Regions from separate parts of the Mus musculus genome. Here region 1 is linked to region 2. The links are chromatin loops, found by intact Hi-C in ENCODE. Cell type or tissue: left cerebral cortex. All regions are shown on one strand. Links, peaks and the distances in the headings refer to the core of each region. The heading gives the core; the rest is flanking DNA. Region 1 holds the start of Mir5114 (microRNA 5114). Region 2 has its middle 30 kb from the start of Scd4.

What was found. Hi-C counts contacts between places; a loop is a spot of excess contacts. Peaks named below come from ENCODE experiments on the same cell type or tissue, not always from the same donor. Only the 100,000 strongest peaks of a DNase experiment are listed, where the experiment ranks them.
Region 1: a loop joins it to region 2, with 2.7 times the contacts of the local background. A loop is called at or near these places in 9 of 42 quality-filtered maps.

What each region holds. Positions count from the first base shown.
Region 1 is chr19:44,300,795-44,303,711 of GRCm38, reverse strand. It overlaps Scd2 (stearoyl-Coenzyme A desaturase 2), which reads right to left. Exons shown (of 6, transcript NM_009128.2): 5 at 2,268-2,500; 6 at 1-711. The coding sequence ends at 512. It overlaps Mir5114 (microRNA 5114), which reads right to left and starts at 541; the gene lies at 481-541. In left cerebral cortex, for the core only: a CTCF peak has its summit at 1,292 (motif pointing left); DNase peaks (open chromatin) are centred at 670, 1,253, 1,713 and 2,406; H3K27ac peaks cover 2,195 bases.
Region 2 is chr19:44,361,974-44,364,890 of GRCm38, reverse strand. No RefSeq gene overlaps it. Among named protein-coding and RNA genes, the nearest start is that of Scd4, 30 kb to the right of the region's middle. In left cerebral cortex, for the core only: CTCF peaks have their summits at 1,028 and 1,230 (motif pointing left); DNase peaks (open chromatin) are centred at 690 and 1,251.

The sequences.
Region 1 (2,917 bases), core at 171-2,670, 61 kb after region 2:
CTTGGCCCCTTAAGATTTACCTCTTTTATAGGCTCCCTGCCAAATAAAAACTATTTTCTTTTTCATTCCATCTGGCAAAGCCTGGGCTAAAAATAACAGGAGAAATCTCTCAAGATTTTTCTTGTATTTCTAACTCAGAGCAGCTTAAGAAGAGTTGGGGGTGGGGCACGAACCTTTACTGTAGACCCTTGAGAAGTTGGTGTACTCTGGAAGGTGAACACTGACCTATAGCTGAGCGGCGGCTGGCTTGGGAGAAGCAATGAGAAACGAGGTCATCAGGGACAAAGCAAAGAAAAAGACAACGGGAAAAGAAACTAGAAGGGAAGATGAGCTTAGCATAGAAGGAAGAGCTGTCGACTTCCGATTTTTGTCCGTTTTACAATACTGTACCAGAATGGGTTAACGTCAGTCATCATTTTAGCATCTGGGTGGCAATACTCAGTAGTTAATTAACAGAACAGTAAGCCTCTGCCAAGCTGGCTTCTGGAACAGGAACTGCAAGACCCCACACTCAGCCGCTCTTGCAGCTTCCGTCTCCAGTTCTCTTAATCCTGGCCAAGACAGCAGCCCTGGACACTCTCTTCCGGTCGTAAGCCAGGCCCAGGAGAGCCATGCAATCGATGAAGAACGTGGTGAAGTTGATGTGCCAGCGGTACTCACTGGCAGAGTAGTCGTAGGGGAAGGCGTGGTGGTAGTTGTGGAAGCCCTCGCCTGCAAATAGAAGCAAGGAGAACAGAGAGGGGGCTCAGTGCTTCCTCCTCTGCCCACGCCTCTTACCCAGTGGGCTCCTCAGACTTAGGGGAATCAGGGCTGCAGGTGAGTGAATGGCTAAACCCAGTTTCATTTACTCGGAACAGACAGACACCACCAAAGGCATTGCAGTTCCATTTATACTCTGGGACCTACACATCTTGTCTAAGTGACTCCATCTCTAAGAGGATCTCAGTGCTGCAGAGTTTAGGTAATTTATTTCAAACATAAAGAGAACATGAGCAGTTTTTAAATGTACTTTTAGTATTTGTATGAGTTTCTGCATACGCACAATGAGTGCCACAGCGTGCAGGAGTCGGTTTTCTCCTTCCACGAGGTGGGTCTCAGGGATCAAACTCAGGCTGCTCAGGTTTGGCAGGTAAGTGCTTTTACCTGCTGACCCTTCATGACAACCCAGGAAAAATACTTTTAATAATATCCAAAGTTGGAGCTGGAGAGATGGCTCAGTGGTTAAGAGCACTGACTGCTGTTCCAGAGGTCCTGAGTTCAATTCCCAGCAACCACATGGTGGCTCACAATGGGATCTGATGCCCTCTACTGGTGTGTCTGAAGACAGTTACAGTGTACTTATAAGTTAAATATATAATTATATATATATATATATATATGTGTGTGTGTGTATATATATATATATATATATCCATCAAAATATATAGATGTGTGTGTGTGTGTGTGTGTGTGTATAGATATATAGATATATCTAGCTCCATCCAAACTGGCTAAATTGAGTGTTGTACCAAGATATACAAGCACCAATCTGAACAGTGTCGTTGGCTGACCAACAGCTCTTATCAGTAAGAAAAAGAAACCACAGGTCTGCATAGGGAAAACTAACTTGAAAGAACAGGAAAATGTGGGCGGCACAGGTGGCAGAGGCATGCGTGCATGCATCCTGACAACTGGGATTGGATTTATAGCTTGGACCCAACAATTACGATCAACTGATCTGGTAGGACTCCCAGATCAACCCTGTGCGAAGGGGAGCTCCAGCACAAAACAGGAGAAATCAGAAAAACAGAGGATAGGTGGGCAGAGGGTGGCAGGGTGACGAGGAACATGTGCCAACGTGCACCTACAGGTGTCACTAATGGATAAGCCACGCCCAAGCACTCTAGAGATAAAAATGCTATCCAGGAACATACTTGAAATGAATTGTAACTCTAGCTTTTATACAGCATGGCTAAATCAACACATGAAGCTTACACTCATGGAGACGACTCTGCTTTTCTATTAATGATCCCTGCCCTGAGCTGTCAGAGGTAATCAGGAAACGGAAGAACTAACTCAAAAGGTCCCATCACAGGCACATTTTCACCCTTTCCAAAGAAGTTATGGCCTCTCAAAAGAATTCCCTAATAAATTACCATCCCCCATCCCCCCCCCCCAAGTCTCACAGTGGGAAATATCAAAAATCGCATCATCATCATTCCTCTGGCTCCCGGCCAAGAATCTCTAAGAAGCCAGTCACCAGATGTGGTCCTGCTGTGGGGACTTACCCACAGCTCCCATGGAAACCAAGATGTTCTCCCGAGAGCTAATGTTCTTGTCGTAGGGGCGATATCCGTAGAGGTGGGCGGCACTGTTCACCAGCCAGGTGGCGTTGAGCACCACGGCGTATCGCAAGAAGGTGCTAACGCACAGGCTGTTTACAAAAGTCTCGCCCCAGCAGTACCAGGGCACCAGCGTGGGCAGGACGAAGCACATCAGCAGGAGGCCGGGCTTGTAGTACCTACAATGAGATGACATATTTTAGGCTTCATGGAGAGAGAACTCTCACACTCCTTGCAGGCAGGGCTGATTTCTCCCCTGTCCCATGAGTAAAGACCAGAAGGAACCAGCCCAAAACCTGTGGTAGAAGATTTGAGAGCAAGTGCTGTTAGCTCTCTGTTTAGATGGGGGGAGATGGATGCAGTAGATGACCCTGTTATCCCTATTGCTTTCTGGGCTGCCTTTGTCTGTCTGTCTGTCTGTCTGTCTCTCTCTCTCTCTCTCTCTCACATTATTTTATATGTGAGTATACTGTTGCTATCAGACCCCATTACAGATGATTGTGAGCCATCGGGTGGTTGCTGGGAATTGAACTCAGAACCTCTGGAAGAGCAGTCAGTGCTCTTCACAGCGGGGCCATCATCTTTCCAGCCCCTGC
Region 2 (2,917 bases), core at 167-2,666:
ATGTATAATAATAAATAAATCTTTAAAAAAAACCAAGGAGAAGGGAGGATTTCAATGTATTTATTCAACATGAAGAAATAATAACATTCCATCAAGCTGGCATGAGGGCTTAGCGGGTGCCACCAAATCAAGCTGGCATGAGGGCTTAGCGGGTGCCACCAAATCTGGCAGAGTTTGATCCCTGGAGCAAACTGACTCCTAAAAGTTATCCTCTGACTACATGTATATGGAGGCACATGCACGCACACACACACACACACATACACACCTACACACACACACATACACACCTACATAAATAAATATGACTTAATTTTAAAAACTGCTTGAAGGTGATGGTCTGCTAATTATCCTGACGTAACCAGCACACAATGTGTACATTACCATCACAAAAATATAAAGTGCAATCATTATATCAATGAAAGCAATTTAAGTTTAAAAAGAGAAGAGAAAGCAATCTGGTAGGGGTGTTAATATGTACGCTAGCAATATTATTTCTAGCTGCATCAATTTAGTTCCGTTATTCAACATGGCACTGGAAGAGCTGTGTCTACCTAAATATCAGACAACTTTTGAAAAAAAGTGTGTCTGTGTGAAACGAGGGGGTGGAGTGCAAAGCAGACAGGAGCAGGGTGACTGTGCCAGAAGTCAAGGCAAATGGTGTATAATTAGAAGACACAGTGACACAACCCATATGTCATCAGGACGCCTGACTCACGTGTAGCACAAATATAACTGTTCCCAAGATGTGCCTGAGAGGAGGCGCAACTGTCGATGTGATCTTTGTTGTTGCTAATTATTTATTTTATCAATATGAGTGTTTTGCCTACACGTAAGGATATCAGATCCCTAGTACTGAGGCTTCAGATGGTTGTGAGCGGCACCGAGATTCTGGGCATCCGTCCGGGACCTCTGCAAGTGCAGCAGATACTATTAACTGCTGAGCCATCTCTTCAGCCCAAATATTTGTTTTTAAAGTCACAGAGGCCGGGGAAACCCATACTTTTACCCTACCCAGGAAGGCACAGACATTGGTTGTAGCAGGCTTCTCCTTTTTGTTTCGCCTGCTAGTATTCTAGTTTCAGAACGCGGAGCTTGTGGTTTCTGACCTGGCACAGAAGTGGCTTATCTATCCTGAAGGCCAACCTGGTCAGCACGTAAACACGTAGGGACGTGCTGCCCCCTGCAGGACACGTGGGCACCTGCAGCCCCATGCTCTATTAAAGTGCCATCCTGCGATGCGCATAGCGCTGTAGTGTTTGTTGCTTTCCATTGTGCGGCGCTGCTGTTCCAAGTGTCACTTGTCCTGCCTACAAGGGACAGGAAAACTTCATTACTGAAGGAACCAGGCAGGGAAGTAGGAGAAGGGGGAGATTGAGGAAGGAAGCTAGCCGGCTTTATGCCCACGGACCTTCCTTAGAATTTCCCTCATCTGACCCTTTCAATGAAGGAAGCCACTCCCACTCTCGGCAGCCTGTTCATGGGATGCTTCCAATTGGCTCCCCATACATTCGCCAGGGGAACTCTCTTACAGACTTCCAGATTGCATCCCAAGGAAGTCTGACTCCTAAATGTGGGGAGGCACCTGGTCACATCTTCCTAAAATCTCACCAGATGATATTGATGTGTGGTTTACAAAGAAATGGGAAAGCCGAGGGCAGCCTGTTCAGTTCCCTGACGCCCATTTAGTGAGTGGCCTTGTGACCCACCTTGTCCCCTTCAGTGTATCCTAGGGAGGGAAACAGGACAGGACCTGGCTGTCCTCAGCGTCAGTCAAATCTGGGTTTGTGTCCTGAATTAACAGTTTCCTCGCTGTGGGATGATTTAAAATGTCTCCTAATGTTTCCTGTTCCTGACAGCAAACGGAGACAGTCACCTGCCTGCCTTCGAGACTGCTGTAAGCCTTATACGTGATCCTGGGCTGTACTGAGCACCCGGATTGCCTGTGTCCGGTGGGTGCTTTTAATTTAATTTTTTTTTTCGAGACAGGTTTTCTCTATATAGCCCTGGCTGTCCTGGAACTCACTTTGTAGACCAGGCTGGCCTCGAACTCAGAAATCTGCCTGCCTCTGCCGCCCCCCCCCCCCCCCCAGTGCTGGGATTAAAGGCGTGTGCCACCACACCCGGCTTTTTAATTTAATTTTATTTCTTTACTTATTCACTTTACATCCTGCTCACTGCCCCCCTTCCAGTCACCCCCTCCCACAATCTTTTCCCTTCTCCTCTGAGCAGGTGGTGCCCCCTCCCAAGTTCCCTCCACCCTGGCACTTCAAGTCTCTGCAAGGCTAGGCACTTCCTCTCTCCCTGAGGCCAGGCAAGGCAGCCCAGCTAGAAAGACAAATCCCACGTACGGGCAACAGCTTTTGGGATAGCCCACATTCCAGTTGTCCAGGACACACATGAAAGCCAAGCTGCACATCTGCTATGTATGTGAGGGAGGCCCAGGTCCAGCCCGTGTGTGTTCCTTGATTGGTGGCTCAGACTTACTCTTAAGCTCCAAGGGTCCAGGTTAGTTGACTCTGTTGGTCTTCTTGTGGAGTTCCTATCCTCTTCAGGGCCCCAATCCTTCCTCCTATTCTTCCATAAGAGTCCGCAAGCTCCATCCACTGTTTGGCTTTGGATGTCTGTATCAGTCTGAGTCAGCTGCTGGGTATAGCCTCTCAGAGGACAACTTGTTCCTGTCTGCAGGCATAGTGGCATGTCATTAATAGTGTTAGGATTGGTGTTCCCCATAGGATGGGTCTCAAGTTGGGCCAGTTATTGGTTGGCCATTCCCTCAGTCTCTGCTCCATCCCCCATACCTGCATTTCTTGTAGACAGGATAAATTTTGGGTTGAAAGTTCTGTGAGTGGGTTGGTGTCTTTATCACTCCACTGGGGTTCTTGCTCCGCTACAGGAGGTGGCCTCTTCAGGTCCC